Linked DNA regions of Homo sapiens: region 1 is linked to region 2. Evidence: chromatin loops called from intact Hi-C (ENCODE). Cell type or tissue: Panc1. All regions are shown on one strand. Links, peaks and the distances in the headings refer to the core of each region. The heading gives the core; the rest is flanking DNA. Region 1 overlaps SEPTIN14 (septin 14). Region 2 has its middle 89 kb from the start of SEPTIN14.

What was found. Hi-C counts contacts between places; a loop is a spot of excess contacts. Peaks named below come from ENCODE experiments on the same cell type or tissue, not always from the same donor. Only the 100,000 strongest peaks of a DNase experiment are listed, where the experiment ranks them.
Region 1: it touches region 2 in a loop (8-fold over the local background); 1 of 110 quality-filtered maps calls a loop at or near these places.

What each region holds. Positions count from the first base shown.
Region 1 is chr7:55,815,743-55,830,983 of GRCh38, reverse strand. SEPTIN14 (septin 14) reads left to right here. Exons shown (of 10, transcript NM_207366.3): 7 at 11,761-11,857. Among named protein-coding and RNA genes, the nearest start is that of SEPTIN14, 39 kb to the left of the region's middle. In Panc1, for the core only: no CTCF peak of the experiment used is centred there; no DNase peak of the experiment used is centred there.
Region 2 is chr7:55,765,891-55,781,131 of GRCh38, reverse strand. It overlaps the pseudogene PSPHP1. Among named protein-coding and RNA genes, the nearest start is that of SEPTIN14, 89 kb to the left of the region's middle. RefSeq lists an enhancer at 5,675-6,174. In Panc1, for the core only: no CTCF peak of the experiment used is centred there; no DNase peak of the experiment used is centred there; H3K4me3 peaks cover 440 bases; H3K27ac peaks cover 2,389 bases.

The DNA.
Region 1 (15,241 bases), core at 2,490-10,489, 51 kb before region 2:
GTGTGGTCTTTGTAATGATGTTGATTCTTCCAATCCAAAAATTCCATAAATTTTTGGAATAGTTTCAGTAAGACTGGTACCAGCTCTTCATTATACTTGTGGCAAAATTTGGCTGTAAACCTATCTGTTCTTGTTTTTATTTGTTTGAAATTATTTTATTAGTGAGTCAATTTCATTACTTGTTATTGGTCTATTTAGGATATCTATTTTTTCCTGGTTTAGTCTTAGGAGGTTGTATGTTTCCAGGTATTTACCCATTTTCTTTTTTTTTAAAGGAATATAAAACTATTATTGACCACTGTTCACCAATATTTACAATAAGGTAAACAATATACAGTTGGGGCCTGGCGTGGTGGCTCACCCCTGTAATCTCAGCACTTTGGGAGGCCAAGGCGGGCGGATCATGAGGTCAGGAAATCGAGACTATCCTGGCCAACACCATGAAACCCCTTCTGTACTAAAAATACAAAAAATTAGCCAGGTGTGGTGGCAGGCGCCTCCAGTCCCAGCAACTCGGGAGGCTGAGGCAGAATGGCGTGAACCCGAGAGGCGGAGCTTGCAGTGAGCGGAGATCGCGCCACTGCACTCCAGCCTGGTAGACAGAGCGAGACTCCGTCTCAAAAAAAAAAAAAAATATATATATATATATATATATATATATACAGTTGGATAACATTCTGATTACCACAAAGTTGTATTTCCTGGCTTTTGCTGAACCAGTAAAGCAAATACTGAAAAGATTGAGCCTACATGTAAGGAATGAGTTGGAGTAAAGAAAAAAACATGCAAGTCCTTTTTTTTTTTTTGAGACAGAGTCTCGCTCTGTCGCCCAGGCTGGAGTGCAGCGGTGCGATCTCTGCTCACTGCAAGCTCCGCCTCCCGGGTTCACGCCATTCTCCTGCCTCAGCCTCCTGAGTAGCTGGGACTATAGGCGCCCGCCACCACGCCCGGCTAATTTTTTGTATTTTCAGTAGAGACGGGGTTTCACCGTGTTAGCCAGGATAGTCTCGATCTCCTGACCTCGTGATCCGCCCGCCTCGGCCTCCCAAAGTGCTGGGATTACAGGCGTGAGCCACCGCGCCTGGCCAAAAGCATGTAAGTCTTTTAGTTTACTTTTGTAATTTAAGCTATGAAGAGGCTTTTTTTTTTTTTTTTTTTTTTTTGAGATGGAGTCTCGTTCTGTCACCCAGGCTGGAGCACAGTGGCGCTATCTCGGCTCACTGCAACCTCTGCCTCCCAGGTTCAAACAATTCTCTGGAAGAGGCCATTTTTTGTTGCAGACTTGAAGAGCTGTTATTCACTGCCTCCAAGCTGCTCTGGGTGGAAGGTCTGCAGCATCTCTGGCCCTCTGCACCTCCAGCTCCAGCCACATCCGAGCAGGGAGGGATGAATTTAACCATTTTATCTAGGTTTTCTAGTTTGTATGCATAGAGATATTCATATTAGTCTCTGATGATCTTTTGTTTTCTGTGGTATCAGTTGTAATGTCACTTTTATCACTTCTGATTGTGCTTGTGCTTACTTGAATCTTCTGTCTTTTTTCTTGGTTAATCTAGCTAGCACCATATCAATTTTCTTTCTTTTCTTTCTTTCTTTTTTTTTTTTGAGACAGAGTTTTGCTTTGTTGTCCAGGCTGGGGTTCAGTGGCACGATCTTGGCTCACTGCAACCTCTGCCTCCCAGGTTCAAGCAATTCTCATGCCTCAGCCTCCTGAGTAGCTGAGATTACAAGCACCTGCCACCATGCACAGCTGATTTTTTGTATTTTAGTAGATACGGGGTTTCACCATCTTGCCCAGGCTGATCTGGAACTCCTGAGCTCAGGCAATCCACCTGTCTTGGCCTCCCAAAGTGCTAGGATTATAGGCGTGAGCCACCGTGCCCGGCCTAGCACCATATCAATTTTCTTATCTTTTCAAAAAACAAAACAGGTTTTTTGAACTAACACAGACAAAAAAAAAAGTAAATTTAAATAAATAATCAAGAGTTCAATAAATCGGAAATTATGTAAAGCAACCAAACTTATGAGTTGTAGGCATTTCTGAGAGAGAAGAGGAAAAGGTAAAAAGATTGGAAACATATTTGAGGGAATAATCAGAAAAATTGTCTTGGCCTTGCTAGAGAGGTACACATCCAGATACGAGAAGCTCGGAAAATACCTGAAAATATTTTGCAAGATGAACTTCACCAGACTATCCAAAGGCAACTTGAAGGAAAATACTCTGAAAGAAGCAAGAGACAATTTTCAAATCACCTATAAAGGAAATCACATTAGACTAACAGCCGACTTCTCAGAAGAAAGTTTACAAGCCAAAAGGCACTGGGATCCTATTTTCTGTCTGTCTTCTGCTTAGTCTAGCCTATTGTTAAAGCTTTCATCTGGCCGGGTGCAGTGGCTCACGCCTGTAATCCCAGCACTTTGGGAGGCCGAGATGGGCGGATCACGAGGTCAGGAGATCGAGACCATCCTGGCTAACACGGTGAAACCCCACCTCTACTAAAAATACAAAAAATTAGCCGGGCGTGGTAGTGGGTGCCTGTAGTCCCAGCTACTCAGGAGGCTGAGGCAGGAGAATGGTGTGAACCCGGGAGGTGGAGCTTGCAGTGAGCTGAGATGGCGCCACTGCACTGCAGCCTGGGCGACAGAGCAAGACTCTGTCTCAAAAAGAAAAAAAAAAAAAAAAAGCTTTCATCTGTAACCCAACCCTTCAGTGTGTTTTTCATTTCTAGAAATTCAATTGTTTTTTTTTTAAGATATCTGTACTTCATTCACATTCTGCATTGTTCTGGTATCTTTGTGTTGATTTTCAGCTTTGTCTTGGATCTCATTGAACTTCCTTATAATCCATATTTTGAATTCATTATCTTTCATTTCAGAATTTTCATTTTGGTTAGGATCCATTGCGAGAGAGCTAGTGTGTCCTTTGGTAGTGTCAAAACATTCTGCTTTTTTTTTTTTCTTCATGATGCCAAACTTCTTATGATGGTTTCTTCTCATCTGGGAAAGTTGTCACTTCTTATTTTTGAATTTACTTTAATTTAGATGGGGTTTTTCCTCCTTGTGGGTGTAACTACAGCATATATTGGGTAGGGGGCTTTGGCTTTGTTTCTTTAGCCCTGTGCCCTTCTGTCAGTAGACTTTTTATTGATTTGTGTAGTTTAACCTCCATGCCAGTAAGTGGCACTTATGAGTAAGAGCCAGCTATGGCAGAAGCAGATGGTGTGTGTTTGATCTTTGTTTACTGTGATTTCCTGTCTGTTGTTTCAGGTGATAGGCTGGTCTATGTAATGCCTAGACTCTGAGTTGCCTGTTCAGCCCAGAGGGGAAGACACAGCTGGGCAGAGCTGGACCACAAAGCTTACCCACCAACATCTCAATGATGAACGTGAACAGTAGCCTTTAGAGGGTGGCTGGTGCAGCTCCTGGTGAAATGCTCACAGGTCTCTGTAGGGAGGGAGGAGCTGTACCAGCTCTACCTCCTGTGTAGGTAGGAACATGATGTGTTTCCCTATCCTACCCCTGTCCCAGAGTTCATGACTCTCAGTTCATACAGACCCAGTCATCTATCTCTAGGTCATAACGTAGCCAAGAGCCATTGAAAATGCCTGTCTTGTGGCTCTTCACAGGAGCAACCTCAGGGTAGGACCTCTTCCCTCAGGCCAATACAGACAGCCCTGTGGCTTGCCTGTTCTCTCATGCAGGAACGCTGCTCCTTTGTGTACAAAGGGGAAGCAGCTTCACCTTTCAGCACATGAGGGTGGATTTCAGCTGTTGCAGTGTTGGCTAGCTGGGTCAGCACAGCCTTAGTCTCCAGAGAGAGCGATCATGTGCCAATGGTGTACTGGGCTAGCCATTTTCTTGATTCTCAGATCCCTATATGGTGCTCTGGATGGCATGCATAAGTACTGGAGGGACTGGATCAGAAGCAGGCTGGCATATGTGTCCTCAGGTACCCAGGGTTCAGGTGCTGGCTGTGATAGAGAGGGGCAGGCTGGCCCCCACACAGCTGGCAGAAAACTTAGGCAGGGGCAGGAAGAATGCTCAGGCAACTGCAGAATGCTAAAGTGACAGCAGTGCCAGGGCAGACTGCAAGTATCTGGGAGCCGGGCTCTCAGAAGGGTGCCAGGCCACAGCTGAAAAGATCAGATGGCAGCATTGTTCTTTATTCTTTTTTTTTTTTTTTTCTGGGACAGTGTTTTACTCTTGTTGCCCAGGCTGGAGTACAATGGCATGGCCTCGGCTCACTGCAACCTCTACCTCCTGGGTTCAAGCAATTCTCCTGCCTCAGCCTCCTGAGTAGCTGGGATTACAGGCACCCTATATCACATTGGCTAATTTTTGTATTTTTAGTAGAGACAGGGTTTTGCCATGTTGGCCAGGCTGGTCTTGAACTCCTGACCTCAGGTGATCTGCCTGCCTCAGCCTCCCAAAGTGCTGGGATTACAGGCGTGAGCCACCTGGCCCAGCCCATCCTTTATTCTTAAAGGACAGCTTTTCTGGGGTAAAGTATTCCTTTTGGTCTTTCTCTTTCTTCCAGTACATTGAATCATCCCACTGTTTCTTGATCTGCAAGATTCTTTTGAGAAATCCATTGATAGTCTTACGCAGCCTCCCTTATATGGGACAAGATGTTTTTCTCTTGCTGCTTTCAAAATTCTCTTTGTGATATAGGTCAGGGTATGCAAAGATTCAGTTTGCAAAATCAGTAAGTTCTGAAAATCTAATGTATGGCAGTGTGAATATAGTTAACAATATACAACATTGTATACTTGAAATTTGGTAAAAGAGTAGATCTACATGTTCTCACCCCCCAAAAAGCAAAGAAAATAATAATTATTTGAGGTAATAAATATGATAAATAATTGTGACTTTTTTTTTTTTTTGAGACGGAGTCTCACTCTGTCGCCAGGCTGGAGTGCAGTGGCTCGATCTCGGCTCACTGCAAGCTCCGCCTCCCGGGTTCACGCCATTCTCCTGCCTCAGCCTCCTGAGTAGCTGGGACTACAGGCGCCTGCCACCACGCCCAGCTAATTTTTTGTATTTTGATTAGAGATGGGGTTTCACTGTGTTAGCCAGGATGGTCTCGATCTCCTGACCTCGTGATCCACCCGCCTCGGCCTCCCAAAGTGCTGGGATTACAGGAGTGAGCCACCATGCCCGGCCAATTTTTGTATTTTTAGTAGAGGTGGGGGTCTCACTACGGTGGCCAAGCTGGTCTCAAACTCCTGACCTCAAATGATCCAACCGCCTCGGCCTCCCAAAGTGCTGGGATTACAGGTGTGAGTCACCACGCCCGGCCCCATCCTTCTTTTTAAATGTAAAATACTTTTATGTTTTTTTAGTAGTTTTATGGTTGTAGAAAAATTGAGTGGAAAGAACAGAGATCTTAATGCCCTCCCTTGATTTTCTTCTATTATTAACATCCTGCATTAAGTGTGGTGCATTTGTTACACTTGATGAGGCAATATTGGTAAGTTATAAACTAAAGTTCGTATCTGACAACAGTCTTCATTGTTTGTGTTGAACATTGTATGGGTTTCAACAAATGTCTAATGACCTCTATCCCATACTGCAGTAACATTCACCATAGTTTCACTGCCCTAAATATCACCTGTACTTGACCTATTCATTTGTCTCCCTCTTTTCCCTTTACCCTTGGCAACTATTGATCTTTTTACTCTCCGTAATTTTTTATTTTGGGAATATCACATAGTTGGAATTATAGTTCATGTAGAACTTTTGGATTGGCTTCATCCACTTAGAAATATGTATTTAAGGTTTCTCTGTGTCTTTTTTTGTGGCTTGATAGCTGATTTCTCATTATTAAATAATATTTCATGTTTAGGTATGCCACAGTTTGTTTATCCACTCACTGATTAAAGGACATCTTGGATGCTTTCAAGTTTTAGCAATTATGAGTAAAGTTGCTATAAACATTTGTGTGCAGGCTTTTGTATGGACGCAAGTTTTCAACTTATTTGGATAAATACTGATGAGTGCACTTCTTGATCATATGGTAAAAGTACGTTTAGTTTCGAAAGAAACTACCAGTCTTACGATGTGGTTACTGCCATTTTGCATTCCCACTGGCAATGAGTGATAGTTCCTGCTGCTCTGTATCTTTGCCAGGATTTGGTGTTGTCAGTGTTTGGGATTTTGGAAATTAAAAAAAAAAATTGTTTGTTTGTTTTTTTGAGATGGAGTCTCATTCTTGTCACCCAGGCTGGAGTGCAGTGGCGTGATCTTGGCTCACTGCAACCTCCACCTCCTGGGTTCAAGCGATTCTCCTGCCTCAGCCTCCCAAGTATCTGGGATTACAGGCATGCACCACCACGCCTGGCTATTTTTTTTTTTTGTATTTTTAGTAGAGATGGGGTTTCACCATGTTGGCCAGGCTAGTCTTGAACTCCTGACCTCAGGTGATCCGCCTACCTCAGCCTTCCAAAGTGCTGGGATTACAGATGTGAGCCACTGTGCTTGGCCTAAAAAAAATTACTGAGTTTTATTTTAGATTCAGTGGGTGGAAATTTAATAAATGTGTAGTACCATGTATTTTTCTTTTAATTTGCAATTCCCTGAGGATGTATGATGTTGATCATCTTTTTTACATGCTAATTTGTTATCTGAATATCTTTTTTGTTGAGGTGGCTATTTGGATCTTGTGCCCATTTTTAATTGAGTTGTTCATTTTTTTGTTGGGTTTTAAGAGTTCTTTGTATATTTTGGACATCAGTCCTTTATCAAGTGTGTGTTTTGCAAAGATTTTCTCTCAGTCGGTGGCTTATCTTGTTATCTTTAACAGTGTCTTTTGCTAGCAGAAGTTTTAGTTTTAATGAAGTTCAACTCATTGATTCTTTCCATTCATCAATGATGTTTTCAGTGTTATATCGATGAAGTCATTGCTAAATTCAAAGTCACCTGCATTTCCTTTTATGTTATCTGTTGCAAGGGAGTGATGACTATCTGGCCTGGTGGTGCAGGCATAAAAGAATTTACCTTGTTGAGGCAGAGGTTGCAGTGAGCCAGGATTGCACCACTGCACTCCAGCCTGGGTGACAGAGTGAGACACTCTCTCTCTCAAAAAAAAAAAAAAAAGAATTTACCTTGCTGTAGGTAAGGAAGGTAGATTTATTACAGAAAGTAGGAAAATACATTGCTAGGGAGGCAACAGGCAGCTTGCAAGAAAGAAGCTGACTGCAAACAAACAAAGGATTGCTGCAGATTTTATAGGCTAGTTCTTAGGCTGTATGCTGAAGAGGGCTTTGTGTAGTGCTGATAATGCCAAGGTTGTGATGCAGGATTCCTCTCAATCATTTTGCCAGCCAGGGACCTCCAGCCAGTGACACCCCCACCTGGGCCTTGCTTGGGCGCGCTACCTGCCACACAGGTAGCCCCATCCATTTGGCCCATTCTGGCTTGCACAGTGGCTCAGCCTGTGGCTGGGCCAGCATGCCCCAGCCTGCCTGTGTTAAAGCTTCTATCTGAGATCAGCAGTTCATGAGCTCTTGTCCCACAACCAAGAAGAATGAGGATACCCTGACAATTGAAGGATGAGGAAGACAGAAGAATTTTATTGAGTGATGGAACAGCTCTCAGTGGAGAGGGGACCTGGGGGCTGTTTCTCTCCTTGTGTGGCTAAGCCCAGGGCTTTTATGGGCTCAGAATAGGCGAGTGCATGCTGATTGGTTTGTGAGTATGCAAAAAGGTTAAAACAAAGGCACCACCCAAAGGTGGGCACAACAATGTGAAAAAAACAATTAGGAAGTGTAGGTATATGTAAAACAGGTGAAGGGTGGAGATCAGCCAGAGGAAAGTGCACCAAGCAGGAAGACAGGTTCTCAATCCAGTCCATGGATTTGACTTGTAACTTGGCTTTCAGGCTTTAAACTATCCTTGGGTTGGAAGTGGGGTTTCCCTGGGGACTTGCCCCTATCTGCCTAGGCATTTGTCCGCCTCCTGCCACTATCAGTGGCAGTGAGCTAACTTGCAATTTTTTGTATCAGCCGAGGGTCTGCTGATAGCTAGGCACAGGAAGATTGTGAGTTATTTGTGCAGGAGGGCCGTGTGTTCTGGATGGTGAAGAAAGGCAGACTTGTAGCTTATCTGATTTTTTTTTTTTTTTTTTTTGCTTTCCCCTGCTCCCACCAGCCTGACTCCCTTTCTCTAATTAGGACTCTACATTATCTTCTAGGAATTTTATTGTTTTATGCTTTACATTTAGGCCTATGATCCAATTTGAGTTAATTTTGTGAAATATGTAAGGTCTGTTTGTAGATTCTTATTTTTACATGTGAGTATTCAGTTCCAGCACTGTTTATTGAAAAGAATATCTTGTCTCCATTAAATTCCCATTGCTTCTTTGTCAAATATTAGTTAACTTTATTTGTGTAGGCATATTTCTGGGCTCTCTGCTCTGCTCTATTGATCTGTTTGTCTATTATTTTGCCCATGCCACGCTGTTTTGATTACTATGGCTTTGCAGTGAATCCTGAGGTTGAATAGTATGTCTTCCAATTTTGTTCTTCTTCAATATTGCATTGGCTATTCTAGTTCTTTTGCCTTTTCATATAAATTTTGGAGTTAATTTGTTATTATTCACAAAATAATTTGGTGAAATTTTGATTGGGGTTGTGGTGAATACATAGGTTAAGTTATGGAACATTGACATCTTGACAATATTGAGTCTTTCTATCCATGTACATGGAATGTCTCTCCATTTATTTAGATAGTCCCTGATTTTTTCAATAGAGTTTTATCTTTTTCTCATCTAGAACCACTATGAAAAACAGTATGGTGGTTATATGGTTTGGCTGTGTCTCCACCCAAATCTCAACTTGAATCATATCTCCCAGAATTCCCACATGTTTCGGGAGGGACCCAGGGGAAGGTAATTGAATTATGGGGGCTGGTCTTTCCTGTGCTATTCTTGTGATAGTGAATAAGTCTCACGAGATCTGACAGGTTTATCAGGGGTTTCTGCTTTTGCTTCTTCCTAATTTTCTCTTGCCGCTGCCATGTAGGAAGTGCCTTTCACTTCCCACCATGCTTCTAAGGCCTCCCCTGCCATGTGGAACTGTAAGTCCAATTAAGCCTCTTTTTCTTCCCAGTCTTGGGTATATCTTTTATCAGTAGCGTTAAAACAGACTAATATAGGTGGTTTCTCCAAAGTTGAAAATAAAATTACCATATGATCTAACAATCCTCTTTCTCTGAAAGAATTGAAAGCAGGGTCTTACTTAGATATTTGTAAAGCCATATAAATTGCATTATTATCCACAGTAGCTGAGAGATGGAAGCAACCCAAATATCCATCAACAGAAGAATAGGTAAGGAGGGATTAACCCTGGACTCTGTATTTGATTCCATTGGTCTACATGTCTGTCTTTATGCTACTTCCAAACTATTTTGATTACTGTAGCTTTGTAATATGTTTTGAATTCTAGAAGTGTGAGACCTCTAACTTTGGTCTTTCTTTTCAATATTTTTTTGGCTATTCAGGTCCCTTGGGATTACATATAATTTTTTGAATGGGTTTTCTCCATTTCATGGCCTGTTTCTCCTCCAAGGTAAAATCTCTGAGGCAGGGTTCTGGAATTGTGGGTGGAAACAATGGCAGGTTACCCACCCTGCCCTGAAGCTTCAGGCACCCACTGGTAACTGAGAGCTCAGTGAGGAGGAGCACCAGTCTGAGGTTCTTTGGATTACTTCCCCACACAATGAGCCACTGCCTCATGAACCAGGCAAGGATGGTCAGGGCCCCCATCTTCTCTGTTTGCTGCATCCAAGGCAGGGCCCCTATTTCACAAGTAGGTCTTGAGTGGTAAAAGGGAGCCTCCAACTCTCAAATAGACTTGCCAAGGACTTAGCCTCAAAAACAGGTAGATGGGGGTTGGATGCGAATGCTGTGTTGTCTCTGGTTCTGGAATCAGGGCAGTAATAAAGATGATGAAACTCTTTATCTGTGTAAATATTTTAGGCTAGTAAATACCTAAAATATTAGCTTAAATTTGAAAGATGATAATTTTCTTTTCTTTTTTTCTTTTGAGACAGAGTCTCACTCTTGTTTCTCAGACCGAGATGTAATGGCGCGATCTCAGCTCACTGCAACCTCCACCTCCTGGATTCAAGCAATTCTCCTGCCTCAGCCTCCCAAGTAGCTGGGATTACATGTGCCTGCCACCATGCCCCGCTAATTTCTGTATTTTTAGTAGAGACGGGGTTTTACCATGTTGGCAAGGCTGGTCTCGAACTCCTGACCTCAGGTGATCCGCCCACCTCGGCCTCCCAAAGTGCTAGGATTATAGGCATGAGCCACCATGCCCAGCCGAAAGATGATACATTTTGAAAGTATACAGATTTAGATTTCCATCCTAGCTTCTCTACTTAAAAGCCAAAAGATCCTGCACAATTCACTCATCTTCCCTGAGACTGTTATCTATGCTATGGGATCAATGACACTTCTATTAAGGCTTTTTTTCTGAGGTGTAAGTGCCAAAATCTTTGTGAAGGATCTGAAACACAGAGTCTAGAATGTAACAGGTAACTGTAACTGATAACTGTTAATTCCATGTCTTCCATTTCTCTTTTCTTATAATTTACACCTCCTTTATTTTAAGATACCTCAAACACTAATAGATTTCTGAATTGAAATGCTAAGTAATGTAAAATGTAAAAAATTATTTGGGATGGGCGTGGTGGCTCACGCCCGTAATCTCAGCACTTTGGGAGGCTGAGGTGGACAGAACACCTGAGGTCAGGAGTTCAAGACCAGCGTGGCCAACATGGTGAAACTCCGTCTCTACTAAACAATACAAAAATTAGCCAGGCATGGTGGCAGGCACCTGTAATCCCAGCTACTCGGGAGGCTGAGGCAGGAGAATTGCTTGAACCTGGAAGGTGGAGGTTGCAGTGAGCCAAAATCATGCCACTGCACTACAGCCTGGGTGACAGAGCCAGGCTCTGTCTCAAAAAAACAAACATAATTTATTGAGACATATACAGTATTGCTTATTAAAGTATTTTATATTGTGTATCCATTAATTATTATAATAGTTGTAGTTGTTTTTAATATTTTTGTCTTTTAACTTTTATACCAGAGTTAAAAGTTATTTGCATGTTATTTCTTCAACATTCAGGTTAAAGATGGTTCAGGGTAAACATAGTGTGAGAAAAATGATGCCTACTGAAAATCTTTTTTCTATGTGTTTCCCACAGCAGGATACCTTGCTTTAGGCTCTGGCTCAGTAGACAGTTTCCAATTGTGTGCACAGCCTGAGACTTATGCTGACAGAAACCAATTAGTGCATACTGTCAAGTCTTAAAATGAGATGCAGGGTAGATCCCTGTCTAATTAAATTTATTACAATATCATCATCTCTGTCATTTTTGTGTGTGTGTGGCGGAGTCTTGCTCTGTTGCCCAGGCTGGGGTGCAGTGGTATGATCTCGGCTCACTGCAAGCTCCACCTTCCGGGTTCACGCCATTCTCCTGCCTCAGCCTCCCGAGTAGCTGGGACTACAGGCGCCCGCCACCATGCCCGGCTAATTTTTTGTATATTTAGTAGAGATGGGGTTCCGCCATGATAGCCAGGATGGTCTCGATCTCCTGACCTCATGATCCGCCCACCTCGGCCTCCCAAAGTGCTGGGATTACAGGCATGAGCCACCGCGCTGGCCTGTCATTTTTATAACAGGAATGAGAGTAATAGAGTAAGCTCTAATGGTGCTAGAGAATTCAATTCATGTCATTCTTGTTTTCTAGGGGCTGTTACCCTTTGCTGTGGTAGGGAGTACAGATGAAGTGAAAGTTGGAAAAAGGATGGTCAGAGGCCGTCACTACCCTTGGGGAGTTTTGCAAGGTAAAAATGACAGAGGGCAGGCTTTGGAATGATTAAGTTAAATATATGTGTATCACTCATAGTCTCAAAATAACATTTTAACTTGAACTAATATTGGTAACTCTTGCTAATCTGTAAGTTAACAGTTACTAATGGGGAACACAAACTCTGTTTTATTTAAACTAATGCTTACTTTGACTATGATTCATTCTCATAGAAGTTTGCTGAACGCTGCTTTAAGCCAAAATCTACAGAGGCTGGGAAGAACCTCTTTGTCTATCCCAACGCTCCCAATGTGCCATGTACATATTATCTCTCTGTATAAATCATGACACTGAGAGTGCTGGAAAGCACTTTCAACAAAATGGAAGCAAAAATACTAGTGTGTAGACATGTTACATAAACTCATTACTACCTAATGTAGAAACCATTTTAAACTGGTCACTAGAAAAAAGAGTTATAAACTTTTTAAAACAAGAAAGTACAATTTACCTTTGGCTAGAGATTATACCTTTGACATTTATATTATTATTTAGCATCATAATGAGTTAGAATAGTGTAGTAAGCAGTAATTTATTGTCTGGTTCATATACTTGTGGTTCATATAATTATTGGGGAATGGAAGATTTCTACTTGTACTGGTTTCCAAATGATTTTTTTTTTTTTTTTTTTTTTGAGACAGAGTTTCACTCGTGTTGCCCAGGCTGGAGTGCAGTGGCATGATCTTGGCTCACTGCAACCTCTGTCTCCCAGGTTCCAGCTATTCTCCTGCCTAAGCCTTCCGAGTAGCTGGGATTACATGCGCTTGCCGCCACACCGGGCTAATTTTTGTATTTTTAGTAGAGATGGGGTTTCACCATATTAGTGAGGCTGATCTTGAACTCCTGACCTCCGGTGATCCACCTGCCTCGGCCTCCCAAAGTGCTGGGATTACAGGCATGAGCCACCGTGTCCAGCCTCAAATGATGTTGTTAAAAAATTGACATATTAGAAAATTTAAAATTTGTTAAGCATACTTAAAACTTAATGTTTTAATATTTATTATGTTGTATTACATGTTAGTATATGTTATAAAATATATATCTATACTATATGTTGATACATAAAATTTGGTCACAGTATTAATCACAATAAACCATATATTGTGGTCAATCTTCTGGACATGACAAACACAGGAGAGAGCCATACAAATTATTTTTCATTAATTAATCTTAATTGACAAATAAAATTTTATGTACTTATGTACAACATGATGTTTTGAAATACATATACATTGTGGGATGGCTAAATTGATATAATTAACATATGTGTTATCTCAATTATTTTTGTGATGAAAACTTAACATCTATCTTAGCAATTTTCAAGAATATAAAATATTGGCCGGGCGCAGTGGCTCACGCCTGTAATCCCAGCACTTTGGGAGGCTGAAGCGGGCGGATCATGAGGTCAGGAGATTGAGACCAGCCTGGCTAACACAGTGAAACCCAATCTCTACTAAAAATACAAAAAAATTAGCCAGGCATGGTGGCGGGCACCTGTAGTCCCAGCTACTTGGGAGGCTGAGGCAGGAGAATGATGTGAACCCGGGAGGTGGAGCTTGCAGTGAGCTGAGATCACGCCACTGCACTCCAGCTGGGCAACAGAGCGAGACTCCTTTTCAAAAAAAAAAAATATATATATATATATAAAATATTGTTATTAACATGGTCACTATGTTGTACAATAGATCTCTTTAACTTGTTCTTACCTAACTAAAATTTTGTATCCTTTGACCAACATCTCTCCTACATACCCTCTACCTAACTCACGTAACCACCATTCTACTCTCTGTTTCTACAAGTTTAACTTTTAAAAATTTGATCTATTAGTGAGATCATTTACCATTTGTCTTTCTGTGTTTGGCGTATTCACTTAGTGTAAAGTCATCCAGTTCCATCCATGTTGCTGCAAATGATAGAATTTCCTGATTTTTAAGGCTGAATTCCATTGCGTATATATGCCACACTTTTTTTCTTCATGCATCTATTCATGGACACTTAGATTGCTTCCATATCTTGGTTCTTGTGAATAATGGTAGTGTAAGTATCTCTCTGACATACTGACTTCATTTTTGGGAGGTAATGTATCCAGTAGTGAGATGGCTGGATCATATGGTAGTTGTTTTATTTTTAATTTTTTGAAGAAACTCCATACCGTTTTTCATAATGGTTATCCTAATTTACATTGCCACCAACAGTGTACAAGGGTTCCCTTTTTTCCACATCCTTACCAGCACTTGTTTGTCTTATTGATAATAGCCATTTTAGCATGGGTGAAGTTACAGCTTGTTGTGTTTTTAATTTTTTTTTTGAGATGGAGTTTAGCTCTTGTTGCCCAGGCTGGAGTGCAATGGTGTGATCTTGGCTCACTGCAACCTTTGCCTCCTGGGTTCAAGCAATTCTCCTTCCTCAGTAGCTGGGATTACAGGCATGCGCCACCAAGCCTGGGTAATTTTTTTTTTTTTTTGTATTTTTAGTAGAGACAGGGTTTTGGCTTGTTGGTCAGGATAGTCTCAAACTCCTGACCTCAGGTGATCTGCCTGCCTCAGCCTCCCAAAATGCTAGGATTACAGGCATGAGCCACCACACTGGGCCTGTGTTTTTTAATTTTTAATTTTTGTGGATACCTAGTAGGTGTGTATATTTATAGGGCACATGAGATATTTGATACTGGCATTCAGTGTGTAGTAATCACATCAGGATAGAGTACCCATCAACTCAAGCATTTATCCTTTCTTTGTGTCACAAACAATCCAACTATACTCTTTTAGTTATTCTAAAATGTACAATAAATTATTGTTGACTGTAGTCACCCTTTTGTGCTATCAAATACTAGATCTTATTCATTCTATGTAACTATATATTCGTACCCATCAACTATCCCCACTTCTCTCCCTCCCCAATCCTTTCCTAGCTTCTGGTAATCAACATTCCACTCTTTATCCCCATGGGTTCAATTGTTTTAATTTTTAGCTCCACAAATGAGTGAGAATATGTGAAGTTTGTCTTCCTGTGTCTTGCTTATTTCACTTAACAGAATGTCCTCAGTTCCATCCATGTTGTTGCAAATGACAGGATCTCATTATTTTTTATGGCTGAATAGTACTCCATCATGTATATGTACCACATTTACTTTATTCATTCCTCTGATGATGGATACTTAGGTTGCTTCCAAATCTTGACTATTGTGAATAGTGCTGTAACAAACATGGGAGTGGAGCTATCTCTTTGATATACTACTTTCCTTTCTTCTGGGTATACACCTACTAGTGGGATTGCTGGATCATATGGTAGTTCTATTTTTAGTTTTTTGAGGAAACTCCATACTGTTTTCCATAGATACTGTACTGATTGACATTCCTATCAA
Region 2 (15,241 bases), core at 3,772-11,771:
CCCAAAGTGCTAGGATTACAGGCAGGAGCCACCGTGCCTAGCCAAAATATATTTCTTATGTAAAACAGAGTTTTCCTCGGCTGTGTTCTACTCATGGCTAAAAGTTTCCTAAAATGGGCCTTGTTTCTTTTTCTTTTTCTTTCTTCTCCTTCTCCTTCCTCCTCCTCCTCCTCCTTCTTCTGTAGAACAGCTAGAAAGAGCCTTGTTCTTAACCCAACAGGCCTCTTCTAAAAATGTTTTCTATATCAGCAAGACTAATTAAATTGGAAAAGATCACCAACTAAATGATAAAACAAGGTAAAGCCTATTGCTAATTATTTTTTAATAATTTATTCCTGGGCTCCCTATGACTTGTTGAGGAATTGCAAGATACTGGGAAGTCTCTAATTAGGGAGTTTTAGAATAAACAGAAGTATAAACATTCACAGGAGTTAGATTTGAAGACAATTGCTTTTAACACAGAGACTCACCAGGAGGTGAGCATCATGGAGGGGGTTATTTATTATGTGTTTTACTTTGAACTGAGAACATGTGCATTGATTAGGTCAAAAGTGTTCTTGTCCTAGCATAGTGAAGGAAATGTATGCGAGATAAGGGTGAATGTGGTATGTAGGGAGATCCAGGCACAGCTGGCGTTTGGCTTTGCTGTTGGCTGCAATGTGGACTGCGGACTGTGGGCAAATTAACGCACCACTTTATGAATGGCCCGGCCGGGCGCGGTGGCTTCTGCTTGTAATCCCAGCACTTTGGGGGGCCGAGGCAGGTGGGAGAGGTCAGGAGATTGAGACCATCCTGGCTAACACAGTGAAACCCTGTCTCTACTAAAAATACAAAAAATTAGCCGGGCGTGGTGGTGGGCGCCTGTATTCCCAGCTACTCGGGAGGCTGAGGCAGAATGGCATGAACCCGGGAGGCAGAGCTTGCAGTGAGCCGAGATCACGCCACTGCACTCTAGCCTGGGCGACAGAGCGAGACTCCGTCTCAAATAAATAAATAAATAAATAGATAGATAAATAGATAAATAAATAAATAAATGGCCCTTAGAGAGGGAATCCTAAAAAGATCCCAGGACTTGCAGCAGCCACACAGGAGATTGAGTATTCAAGGGAATAGAATGCTGGAGAACACAGAGACAGTTAGGTTAGCTAAAGAAGATGAAAAATGAGGCTGGGCACAGTTCTTCATACCTGTAATCCCAACACTCTGGGAGGCCAAGGCAGGAGGATCACTTGAGCCCAGGAGGTTGAGGCTGGCCTGAGTGACATAGTGAGACCCCATCTCTACAAAAAATAAAAAGAAACCAATCGGGTACAGTGACATGTGCCTGTGGTCTCAGCTACTCAGGAGGTTGAGGTGGGAGAATCACTTGAGCCTGAGGAGGTGAGACCCTGTTGAGGAGGAAGAGGAGGAGGAGGAGGAAGAGGAAGAAGAAGAAGGAGGAGGAAGAAGAAGGAGGAGGAGGAAGAGGAAGAGGTAGAAAAAGAAGGAGAAGAAGGAGGAGGAGGCAGAAAGAAGGAAAGAAGAAGAAGAAGAAAGAAGAAAAGAAGAAGAAGAAGAAATGGTCTCTCAGCAGCCATGAAGAGTAGGAAGATAACCCAACCTACCTCTCGCTGGGTCTATGGGGAAAACATTGATTAAAGCAGAGCAGGTGTTCAGAGAGAGACTAGGTTTGGGTGAGTAAGAGATTTGAAAAGCTAGAAGGACAGGAGGATATTTAACTTACTCTTACTGTGTAATATATAACCCCAAAACTTTAGGTGCTTAAAATAACAATCTTGTGGGGCATGTTGGCTCACACCTGTAATCCCAGCAATTTGGGAGGCCACGGCGGGCAGATCACCTGAGGTTAGGAGTTCGAGACAAGCCTGACCAACATGGAGAAACCCCGTCTCTATTAAAAATACAAAATTAGCCGGGTGTGGTGGCGCACACCTGTAATCGCAGCTATTCGGGGGGCTGAGGCGGGAGAATTGCTTGAACCTGGGAGGTGGAGGTTGCAGTGAGCTGAGATTATGCCATTGCACTCCAGCCTGGGCAACAAGAGTGAAACTCCATCTGGAAAAAAAAAAGTTTTTTATTTTCATGGTTCTGGGAGTTGATGGGTTCAGGCAGGTGATTTTCACTTGGGGTCTCTCATGCTGTTGTAGTGGCTGGGGCTGGAGTCTTCACAAAGCCTTCTTCAGTCTCATGTCTGGCAACTGATGTTGGCTGTCATCTGAAACCTGTGCTGGGACTGTTGACTGGAACATCAAAATGTGGCCTCTCCTTGTGATCTGGGCTTCCTCACAGCATGATGGCTGAGTTCAAAGAGCAAGCATCCTGGGAAGACCACGGAGAAATGGTGTCACCTTTTATGACCTAGCTTGAATCACTTCTGCCAGTCACAGACCTTCTTGAATTCAAGGGGGAGGAGCACAGACCCGACCTCACCATGGGAGCAATGTTAAGGTCATGCTGAAGAAGGACACATGCCATTATTATTATTATTACTACTACTATTGTTATTATGAGGGAGCCTTGCTCTGTCACCCAGGCTGGAGAGCAGTAATTCAATCTCGACTCACTGCAACTTCCACCTCCCAGATTCAAGAGATTCTCCTGCCTCAGCCTCCCGAGTAGCTGGGATTACAGGCACCTGCCACCACGCCCAGCTAATTTTTGTACTTTTAGTGGAGGTGGGGTTTCACCATGTTGGCCAGGCTGGTCTCAAACTCCTGATCTCAAGTTATCCTCCCGCCTTGGCCTCCCAAAGTGCTGGGATTACAGGCATGAGCCACCGCACCCAAGCACATGCTATTTAGTAAAAAGTCAGAAAACAGTCAGGTGTGGTGGTTTATGCCTGTAATCCCACACTTTGGGAGACCGAGGTGGGCAGATCACTTGAGGTCAGGAGTTTGAGACCAGCCTGGACAACATGAGACCCCATCTCTATAAAAATAAGTATAAAATTAAAAGTCAGAAAACAACAGATATTGGTGATGATGCAGAGAAAAGGGAACACTTATACACTGTTGGTGGGAATGTAAATTATTACAACCCTTACAGAAAACAGTATGGAGATTTATCAAAGAACTAAAAATAGAACTGCCGTTCAACCAGCAATCTCACTACTAGGTACCTACCCAAAGGGAAAGAAATCTATATATCAAAAAGTACCTGTACTTACCTGTAATCCCAGCACTTTGTGGGGCTGAGGCAGGCAGATCACCTGAGGTCAGGAGTTCAAGACCAGCCTGACCAATATGATGAAACTCGCCTGACCAATATGATGAAACCCCATCTCTACAGAAATTACAAAAATTAGCCGGGTGTGGAGGTGTGCACCTGTAGTCCCAGCTACTCGGGAGGCTGAGACAGGAGAACCACTTGAACCTGGGAGGTGGAGGTTGCAGTGAGCTGAGATCGCGCCATTGCACTCTGGCCTGGGCAACAAGAGCGAAACTCCATCTCAAAAAGTTAAAAAAAAAAAAGTACCTGTACTCATATGTGTATCACAGCACTATTCATGGTAGCAAAGATATGGAATCAACCTAAGTGTCCATCAGCAGATGACTGGGTAAAGAAAATGTGGTACATGTACACCATGGAACATGACTCAGCCACAAATAGAATGAAATCATATCTTTTGCAGCACTGTGGATAGAACTGGAGGCCATTATCCTCAGTGAAATAATTCAGAAACAAAGTCAAATACTGAATGTTCTCATGCATAGGAGTTAAACAATAGGTAGACATGGGGAACAACAGATATTGGAGACTCCAAAAGATGGGAGGATGGGAAGAGGGTGAGGGGTGAAAATTTTCCTATTGAGTACAATGTTCACTATTTGAATCATGGCTACACTCAAAGCCAAGACCTCAGCATTCCACAACATATGCACGTAGAAATCCTGTACCTGTACCCCCTAAATAGATCAAACATTTTTTCAGTTTTATTTATTAAAAAGTTAAACTGGCCGGGTGCGGTGGCAGGTGCCTGTAATCCCAGCTACTCGGGAGGCTGAGTCAGGAGAATCACTTGAATCCCGGGAGTGGAGGTTGCAGTGAGCCAAGATTGCGCCACTGCACTGCTGCACTGCACTCCAGCCTGGGTGACAGAGTGAGACTCCCTCTCAAAAAAAAAAAAAAAAAAAATTCAACTTTTTACAGGTGGCTAACACCTGAAATCCCAGCACTTTAGGAGGCCAACGTGGGTGGATCAACTGAGGTCGGGAGTTCGAGACCAGCCTGATAATATGGCAAAACCTTGTGTCTACTAAAAATACAAAAATTAGCCAGCCTGTTGTGACACATGCCCGTTGTGGCTCATGCCCGCAATTCCAGCACTTTGGGAGGCTGAGGTGGGTGGATCACCTGAGGTCAGGAGCTTGAAACCAGCCTGGCCAGCATGGTGAAACCCGTCTCCACTAAAAATACAAAAATTAGCTGGGCGTGGTCGTGGGCGCCTGTAGTCCCAGCTACTTAGGAGGCTGAGGCAGGAGAATCGCTTGAGCCTGGGAGATGGAGGTTGTAGTATGCTGAGATTGCACCACTGCACCCCAGCCTGGGCAACAGAGTGAGACCCTGTCTCAAAAAAACAAACAAAATATAAAGCAAGCAGTCACGCGTTCCAGGAGGTCTTGCAGTGACTGAATGCACTGCAGCATATCTGCGTAGTCTGTGTGGGGTGTGAGGGTCAGCGGGGCCAGCTGAACAGGCTGCATGGAACTGTCCCATGGGAAGGTGGCCACAGGGAGCAGTTGTGTAAAGCAGACTTCTGGATCCACCACACTGAGGAACTGGGGGGTCGGGGAGTAGAAGTGGAAACAGTGTCAAGAGTGAGTGAGCTGGCCACGCACTGTGGCTCACACCTGTAATCTCAGCACTTTGGGAGGACGAGGCAGGAGGATCACCTGAGGTCAGGAGTTCGAGACCAGCCTGGGCAACATAGTGAAACCCAGTCTCTACAAAAAATACAAAAATTAGCCAGGCGTGGCAGCGGGCACCTGTAATCCCAGCACTTTGGGAGGCTGAGGCTTGAGGATCACAAGGTCAGGAGTTTGAGACCAGCCTGACTAACATGGTGAAACCCCATCTCTACTAAAAATACAAAAAAAAAAAAAAAAAAAGAAATAGCTGGGCGTGGTGGCGTGCGCCTGTAATCCTAGCTACTCAGGAGGCTGAGGCAGGAGAATCACTTGAACCCGGGAAGTGGCGGTTGCAGTGAGCCAAGATCGTGCCACTGCACTCCAGCCTGGGTGACAGAGCCAGACTCCATCTCAATAAATAAATAAATAAATAAATAAATAAATAAATAAAATAATAATAGCCCTTCCCCAAAACTCAACCACCTTCATAAAGCTAGTGAGAGACCACCAGGCTAGGAGGATGAGAGAAGCCTAAATTCCGCCAAGGTGTACACATAAACACCGTTTCTAGTTATTATTCTAGAGGGCAGGCACAAGATTTGTAAATCCCCGTTACTCCTGCAGGTTACATCACGACTGTAGAACCTAAGATTGGCCTTTTGAGATGTCTTTTCAGGTTTTTGCATTTCTTTTTTCTTTTCTTTTTTTGTTTTGTTTTGAGGCAGTTTCACTCTGTCACCCAGGCTGGAGTGCAGTGGCACAATCTCTGCTCACTGCAACCTCTGCCTCCTGGATTCAAGCAATTCTCCTGCCTCAGCCACCCGAGTAGCTGGGATGACAGGCGTGCCCCACCACATTTTGTATTTTTAGTAGAGATGGGGTTTCATCATGTTGGCCAGGTGGGTCTCCAACTCCTGACTTCAAGTGATCTGCCCATCTTGGCCTCCCAAATGCTGGGATTACAGGCGTGAGCCACCGTGCCTGGCTCAGGTTTTTGTGTTTCTGACCATCAGTGGCTCCACCCGGACCTAACTAACCCCGCCCCCGCCCCCACCCGACCCCACCCCATGGCCAATTCTGTGGCTCCACCCAGAAGCGAATCCCCTGGCCTGCCAAAGTATCCTTGAAGAAGTCTAGCCTCCGAATTTTTGGGGAGATTGATGTAAGAATAAAGCTCCGGCCTCCTGTTTGGCCGGTTCTGCACGAATTAAGCTCTCTATTGCAATTCCCATCTTGAGAAATGGGCTCTATCTGTGCCGCGGGCAAGAACTAGTGGGGCAGTAGCAGCTGTGACGGTCAGACAGTGAAAACCAGTGGGGGATCGGTCCTCCCACCCGCCCACCAATGGCCTGCTCCTGCCATGCACACCGGGCAGCATAGAGGCTGATGCCGTTTGCAGCACTTTTCAAGGTCCTGGCATGCCTGGTCCTGCCCAGAGCTTGGCACTACTGAAAAGTGCAAACACCACAAAACGGTTTCTAGGAGAGCGACCAGGAGGCATTCACAGTTGGGAACAACGGCCTCATTGTTTGGAATCTCATTTAAATGGTGCCAAACCTATTTCATGTCTCTCCTTCAGAAACTGATTTGGAAGGAAATTTGATTAATTTGATTTGCTTATGTGGCTGAATAATTATTTATTTAATTATATAGCCAAATTTGGTTAAGTAAGTTTTTCAACTAATTCTCAATATTAAAAACCTTATGGCTTTTTCTACTGAATTATCCAACAGTATCCACTTCCTAACCCCGTGGCTTTCCCCTCCCCCATACCTCCAGGGAGGGTATAGAATCTCACACGTTCAAAGCGTGTTCTGAAATTTCCCTTGCTTGGCTCTGCTCAAAACAAACACAAACCTGGCTTTCAAGTATTTCCACGTCATTTATAAAAAAGAAATGTGTTTATATAGGCTGTTAGGAGTTATTAATATTTAATTCATTTAGGGGAAAATGCTGGCCTTTGTGATTAAACTTGTTTTTATTTCTTTTACTTTATGTGATTTTCAAATATCCTTTTTTCTTTTTAAGAGACAGGGTCTCACTCTGTCACCCAGGCTGGATTACAATGGTGGAGTCACAGCTCACTGCAGCCTTGAACTCCTGAGTTCAAGGGATCCTCCCATCTCAGCCCACCAAGTAGCTGGGACTACAGGTGGGTGCCACCACATCCAGCTAATGTTTTTATTTTTTGTAGAGACAGGGTCTTGCTGTGTTGCCCAGGCTGGTCTCAAACTCCAGGCCTCAAGTTGATCCTCTTACCTTGTCCTCCCAGAGTGCTGAGATTACAGGCGTGAGCCCGAATATCCATTTTTCAATCAGTACTTTTGTTTAAGACTCTATTGTTATATTGGAGGCGAAAAAAAAAAACCAATCTCTGTAACATTTCATATATGACAAATCCCAAGAGGTAAAAAAAGGACTTTCCAGGTCCCAGGGCTTTAGGAAGTGGGAGTGGGCTCATGGGGTGAGGACATTGTGCCCAGCACTAAGCAAAGTCTTAAGCCTGTTTCTTGCCTGGGGGATGTTTATGCTTCAACACAGTACCTGAAATATTGGATATTCCAATATCCAAGAGGCAGAACTGCAAATTCCACAAATCTGTTCTGACACATGGATAAACTTTTATTGACATACCAAAGGGAAAAAAACCAATATTCACTGAAGGCTGCCGAATCTATATTCCTAAGAGTAAAGGTGTTTAATTGACTCTCCACTCTTAAAACACTTTGTATGAAATATAGCTAGGAATATACATAAAGAATTCAGATTACAAAACTCTCCAGGAAATCGATAGTGATCATATAATACTGGAACTACAGTTAAAAACAAACAAACCAATCTTTGAGGATTCCTAACTGTAGTTTACTTGACAGTGCAGATCATCTGTACCAACTTTCTATAGCAAGTTGTAATAGGCAATTGTAAGCAAACAGTATCAATCTGTGTAACTTGTAAAAATTCATCTGAAGTTGTTTGGAGCTGTATGACAATGGATGTTATTCTTCCGGTTCTCCCAGCAGCTCTACAAAATCAGTGATATACCATTTGGCGTTATCCTTGACTTGTTGCCTGATCACATTTCCTCCAAATCCAATGAAAGCATCCTAAGAAGTAAGAAAAGAGAGATAAATGATTTTTATTTTTATTTATTTTTTTGGAGGCTCTGTTGCCCAGGCTGGAGCGCAGTGGTGTGATCTCTGCTCTCTGCAACCTCCGCCTCCCGGGTTCAAGTGGTTCTCCTGCCTCAGCCTCCCAAGTAGCTGGGATTACAGGCACCTGCCACCACGCCTGGCTAATTTTTGTGTTTTTAGTAGAGATGGGGTTTCACTATATTGGGCCAGGCTGGTCTTGAACTCCTGACCTCTGGTGATTTGCCCACTTCGGCCTCCCAAGGTGCTGGGATTATAGGTATGAGCCACAGCACCCGGAGGAGAAATGATTTTTAGAAAATCAGAAAACAAAGGTTGCAGGAGCAATAGAGAGCAGTAAGTGTTTCAAACTTTTTTTTTTTTTTTTTTTGAGACGGAGTCTCACTCTGTTGCCCAGGCTGCAGTGCAATGGCGTGATCTCTGCCCACTGCAACCTCCGCCTCCTGGGTTCAAATGATTCTCCTGCCTCAGCCTCCCGAGTAGCTGGGATTACAGGTGCCTGCCACCACACCTGGCTAATTTTTGTATTTTTATTTTTTTTATTTTTATTTTTATTTTTTTTATTTTTTTGAGACGGAGTCTCGCTCTGTCGCCCAGGCCGGACTGCGGACTGCAGTGGCGCAATCTCGGCTCACTGCAAGCTCCGCTTCCCGGGTTCACGCCATTCTCCTGCCTCAGCCTCCCCAGTAGCTGGGACTACAGGCGCCCGCCACCGCGCCCGGCTAATTTTTTGTATTTTTAGTAGAGATGGGGTTTCACCTTGTTAGCCAGGATGGTCTCGATCTCCTGACCTCATGATCCACCCGCCTCGGCCTCCCAAAGTGCTGGGATTACAGGCGTGAGCCACCGCGCCCGGCCAATTTTTGTATTTTTAGTAGAGATGGGGTTTCACCATGTTGGCCAGGCTGGTCTCAAACTCCTGACCTCAGGTGATTCGCCCACCTCGGGCTCCCAAAGTGCTGGGATTACAGGTGTGAGCCACCGCACCCAGCCAGGTGTTTCAAACATAAACTATTCCTGCAAAGAGAGGTAAGCCTGGCCTCCCCCAGGGTGCCTTTGCTGAGTACACAGCACCTTCCTCCTTACATCCTCCCGTCTTCGCCTCCTGGCTTCCTCCTATCCCTCACTGCACTCTCCTGCATCAGTACATGCACCACTGCTGGGGACCCATTCAGCTGGACAATGTCAGGGCTTCTGGAGAGTAAGATGTGGTCCCTGCCCTCTTATAACCAAGACAAATGCCTACAAAAATAAAAATCACATCAGTAGGTAAATGTTTGAGTTCTAAACTAGATGGCAGGAGCTGAGCATGGTGGCTCACACCTGTATTCCCAGTACTTTGGGAGGCTGAGGCGGGAGGATCATCTGAGGTCAAGAGATCGAGACCAGCCTGGCCAACATGGTGAAACCCTGTCTCTACTAAAAATACAAAAAATAGCTGGGCGTGGTGGCAGGTGCCTGTAATCCCAGCTACTCAGGAGGCTGAGGCAGCAGAACTGCTTGTACCGGGAGGCGGAGGTTGCAGTGAACAGTGATTATGCCACTGCACTCCAGCCTGGGTGAGAGAGTGAGACTCTGTCTCAAAAAATAAAATAAATAAGAAATAAACTATATGGCAGGCCAGGCATGTTGGCTCATGCCTGTAATCCCAGTACTTTGGGAGGCCGAGGTGGGCAAATCACCTGAGCGCAGGAGTTCAAGACTAGCCTGGGCAACATGGTGAAACCCTGTATCTACTAAAAATACAAAAATTAGGCTGGGCATGGTGGCTGATGCCTGTAATTCCAGCACTTTGGGAGGCCGAGGCGGGCAGATCACGAGGTTAGGAGATCGAGACCATCCTGGCTAACGTGGTGAAACCCTGTCTCTACTAAAAATACAAAAAAAATTAGCCGAGTGCAGTGGCATGCACTTGTAGTCCCAGCTACTCGGGAGGCTGAGGCAGGAGAATCGCTTGAACCTGGGAGGTGGAGGTTGCAGTGAGTATAGATCGCGTCACTGCACTCCAGCCTGGGCAACAGAGCGAAACCGCATCAAACAAACAAACAAACAAACAAACAAACAAACAAAACTACCTGGATGGAAATCGCATCCCTGCCCTGTAATTTCAAAGAAGGGAAGATCAAAGAGAAGTCTGCGGTGTAGAGGAAATCCCCTTGGACCTGGGATCTGGTCCAGAACAGGCACCGCCCTGCCTGGGAGGCCAAGAGTCGCAGTGTGTGCATAAGAAATGGTGGGGGATTTTCTATTCTGGGATGAGGGAGAACTGTTGGTAGTGCTCTACGTTTTTTTTTTTTTTTTTTTGAGACAGGGTCTGGCTCTGTCACCCAGGCTGGAGTGCAGTGGTGCAATCTCGGCTCACTGCAACCTCCACCTCCTAGTCTCAAGCCATCCTCCCACCTCAGCCTCCCAAGTAGCTGGGACTACAGGCATATGCCACCGTACCCAGCTAATTCTTGTAGTTTTTTGTAGAGATGGGGTTTCGCTATGTTGACTAGACTGGTCTGAACTCCTGAGCTCAGGTGATCTGCCCACCTCGGCCTCCCAAAGTGCTGGGATTACAGGTGTGAGCCACTGCCCCCAATCTACACCTTTTTTTTTTTTTTGATTGATTGATTCATGTGATTGATTGAAACACTCTACTTTTTCATAGTTAAAATTGTTTATAGGCCATGCGCAGTAGCTTATTCCTCTAATCCCAGCACGTTGGGAGGCTGAGGAGGGAGGATGGCTTGAGGCCAGAGTTTGAGACCAGCATGGGCAATATAGTGAGACCCCATCTCTATAAAAAAAATTAAAAACTATCTGGGGGTAGTGGCTCATGCCTATAGTCCTAGCTACTCAGGACGCTGAGGCAGAAGGATCACTTGAGCCTGGGAGTTCGAGGTTGCAGTGAGCTGTGATTGTGCCACTGCCCTCTAGCCTGGGTGACAGAGTAAGACCCTGTCTCAAGAAAAAAATAAATAAATAAAAATTGTTTATAGTTATTATTATTTCATTAGTTGTACTAACTGATACCCTCCTTTTGTGCATGATTTTTTAAAATAGTATTTCCTTTTTTCTGGCAGGATATAGACACAATACTGCATATACTCATTTGAAAGTACAAAATTCTGTTACTTGTCTTTTCCCTTCACTTTTTTTTTTTTTTAAGACAGTCTTGGCCAGGTGCGGTGGCTCACGCATGTAATCCCAGCACTTTGGGAGGCCAAGGCGGGTGGATCACGAGGTCAAGAGATTGAGACCATCCTGACTAACACGGTGAAACCCCGTCTCTACTAAAAATACAAAAAATTAGCCGGGCGTGGTGGTGGGCATCTGTAGTCCCAGCTACTCGGGAGGCTGAGGCAGGAGAATGGCGTGAACCCAGGAGGCAGAGCTTGCAGTGAACACAGATTGCCCCACTGCACTCCAGTCTGGGTGACAGAGCGGGACTCCATCAGAGCGAGACAAAAAAAAAAAAAAAAAAAAAAGAAAGAAAGAAAAAGACAGTCTCGCTCTGTCACCCAGGCTGGAGTGCAGTGGCACAATCTCAGCTCACTGCAACCTCTGCCTCCTGGGTTCAAGTGATTCTCGTGCCTCAGCCTCTCGAGTAGCTGAGACTACAGGTGTGCCCCACCTCACCTGGCTACTTTTTAAATTTTTTGTAGGGTCTTGCTATGTTGCCAGCCTGCTCTCAAACTCCTCCTGCCTCAGCTTCCGAAGTGCTGGGATTACAGGTATGTCCCACTGCACCCAACCAATCTTGTCATTCCTTTTTGGTTTTATGAGACAGGGTCTCACCCTGTCACCCAGGCTGGAGTGCAGTGGCACAGTCATGGCTCACTGCAGCCTTGAACTTCTGGGCTCAAGTGATCATCCTGCCTCAGCCTCCTGAGTAGCCAGGATGACAGGTGCACACCACAATCCCTGAATAATTTTTTAGAGACAGAGTTTTGCTACGTTGCTCAGCTGGTCTTGAACCTCTGTGCTTAAGCAATCCTCCCGCCTCGGCCTCCGAAAGTGCTGGGATCACAGGTGTGAGCCACCGCTCCTGGCTGATTTTGTCATTTCTTGAAAATGAGATTGGGAGCTCTGAGAAAACTCTTCATTTTACTTTTATGTATTTCTCATTAAGCTAGGCCAATGTTCATTGCTTAGCCAACCCCAACACTGGTTATAAATTATCTAAGCTAACAATTCAAAAGCAGCCAGTGTGGTGGCTCATGCCTGTAATCCTAGCACTTTGGGAGGCTGAGGTGGGTGGATCACCTGAGGTCAGGAGTTCGAGACCAGCCTGGCCAACATGGCAAAACCCCATCTCTACTAAAAATACAAAAAATTAGCTGGGCGTGGTGGCGGGCACCTGTAATCCCAGCTACTTGGGAGGCTGAGGCAAGAGAATTGCTTGAACCTGGGAGGCGGAGGTTGCAGTGAGCTGAGATTGCACCATTGCACTCCAGCCTGGGTGACAGAGTGAGACTCTGTCAAAAAAAGAAAAGATTCAAAAGCTGGGCACGGTGGCTCATGCCTGTAACCCCAGCACTTTGGGAGGCCAAGGCAGGCAGATTACCTGAGGTTGGGAGTTTGAGACCAGCCTGGCTAGAACCTTTTTCTTTTTTGAGATGGAGTCTTGCTCCATCATGCCCAGGCTGGAGTGCAGTGGCGTGATCTCGGCTCACTGCAACCTCCTGCCTCCTGGGTTCAAGTGATTCTCCTGCCTCAGCCTCCCAAGTATCTGGGATTACAGGCACCTGCTACCACACCTGGATAATTTTTGTATTTTCAGTAGAGACGGGGCTGATCTCAAACTCCAGTTTGGTCTCAAACTCCTGACCATAGGTTCTCAAACCTTTTTGACCAGGCTGGTCTCAAACTCCTGACCACAGGTGATCCTCCTGTCTCTGCCTCCCAAAGTGCTGGGATTACAGGCAATAGTCACCTTCGCATCCAGCCAAAAAGGTTCCTTTTAACTCTTTTTCATTCATCATTCACAAAGACTATCATTTTTTTATTTTTATTTTTTAGACAATCCCTATTTTTAGATCTCAGGAAACTAGGTGGTAAAAACTTCATATATGTTTTGAGATGCAGTCTTGTTCTGTTACCCAGGCTGGAATACAGTGACGTGATCTTGACTCACTGCAACCTCCACCTCCTGGGTTTGACTGATTCTCATGCCTCAGCCTCCTAAGTAGCTGCAATGATAGGCACCCATCACCACTTCCAGCTAATTTTTTTGTATTTTTTGTAGATATGAGGTTTCACCATGTTGCCCAGGCAGGTCTCAAACTCCTGGCCTCAGGTGATCCGCCCGCCTTGGCCTCTCAAAGTGCTGGGATTACAGGTGTGAGCCACTGCACCTGGCTACACTATATTTTTGGCGTAGTTTTTCTTATGTTAGAATAACATGATAAAGGCTAAGCCCTACGTGAAATGGACACATTTGATATTACGACACCTGCTATATAGCATTTGTTTCCTGCATTGATTTTAAAATGCTTAGAAATAAAATCCCCAGCTGGGCATGTTGGCTCACACCTATAATCCCAGCACTCTGGCAGGCAAAGGTAGGAGGATCACTTGAGCCAGGAGTTCAAAATTAGCCTGGGCAACATAGTGAGACCTCATCTCTACAAAAAATAAACAAAATTAGATAGGTGTGGTGGCATGTGCCAGCAGTCCCAGCTACTCAGGAGGCTGAGATGGGAAGATCGCTTGAGTCCGGGAGGTCGAGGCTGCAGTGAGCTGAGACCGCGCCACTGCACTCCAGCCTGGGTGACAGAGCGAGACTCCGTCTCAAAAAATAAATAAAACCAGGGCTGGGCGTGGTGGCTCATGCCTGTAATCCCAGCACTTTGGGAGGCCACGGCGGGCAGATCACAAGGTCAGGAGTTCGAGACCAGCCTGGCCAATATGGTGAAACCCCGTCTCTACTAAAAATACAAAAATTAGCCAGGCGTCGTGGTGTGCACTTGTAGTCCTAGCTACTTGAGAGGCAGAGGCAGAAGAATCGCTTGAACCCGGGAAGCGGAGGGTGCAGTGAGCCAAGATCACGCCACTGCACTCCAGCCTGGGTGACAGAGCGAGACTCCGTCTCAAAAATAAAATAAAATAAAAAAGTAAATAAAACCTCTGCTAGTCTCAGAAAATGACGTTAGTTCAGAGAAATAAAATGCTGTGGTGGTGTGGGATGCAGTGGCACACACCTGTAATCCCAGCTACCCAGGAGGCTGAGGTGGGAGGATCGTTTGAGCCCAGAAGTTCAGGGCTATGATAAGCTACGATCGCACAACTGAACTCCGGCCTGGGTGACAGAGTGAGACTCTTTCTAAAAAAACCAAAACCAAACATAATATTTGACTTCACAGGGCTGTTATGAGGATTAAATGAGGTAACATATGAGGAACTAGTATATAAAGTATAAAAAGATGTTAAAATCTCGGTTATGAGTTGTTGATGGTATTATTTGGGGAAATGAAATCAACTCTTATTGAGCACACACCTAGGCTAAAAGGTGGTGCCCATGCTACAGGGATAAGGCATTGTTAAAAGTTTTAAAAGGTTTTTAGTTCCTTATTCATAACTTTTCTTGGGTTTGCACAAAGTCAGTTGACATAACAAGATTGAATTTGTTTTTATTATTTCGTTTTTATCTTGTAATGAGAGTTGTTTTTGTTTAACTCCTGTTTTAAATCTTATATAGTTCTAAATCAGCTGTTTTTATTTTATTTTATTTATTTATTTTGTAGAGATGGGGTCTTACTATATTGCCCAGGCTGGTCTCAAACTCCTGTGCTCAAGCGATCTTCCTACCTCAGCCTCCCAAAGTGCTGGGATTATAGGACAAACCAGCTGTCTAAAACAAAAGTACGGTTGGGCACTGTACAAAAATTAGCCAGGCGTGGTGATGGGCACCTGTAATCGCAGCTACTTGGGAGGCTGAGGCAGGAGAATCACTTGAACCCAGGCGGCAGAGGTTGCAGTGAGCCGAGATCAAGCCACTGCACTCCAGCAGGAGCAACAGAGTGAGACCCTGTCTCAAAAAAAAAAAAAAAAAAAAAGAATATCACTCTCAGTCACTCCTTGATATAACTGGAGATCTGAGATAATATAACAGCTGTGGCACCGCTATGGACCACAGAGGGGATAGGAGGCTTCCCCAAGGGCAGCTGTAGTTCAGTAATCTGTTAACAAAAGTCTCCCTTCTAAAGTCTCTGTCTTTTTTTTTTAAAGACAGAGTATCGCTCTGTCACCCAGGCTGTT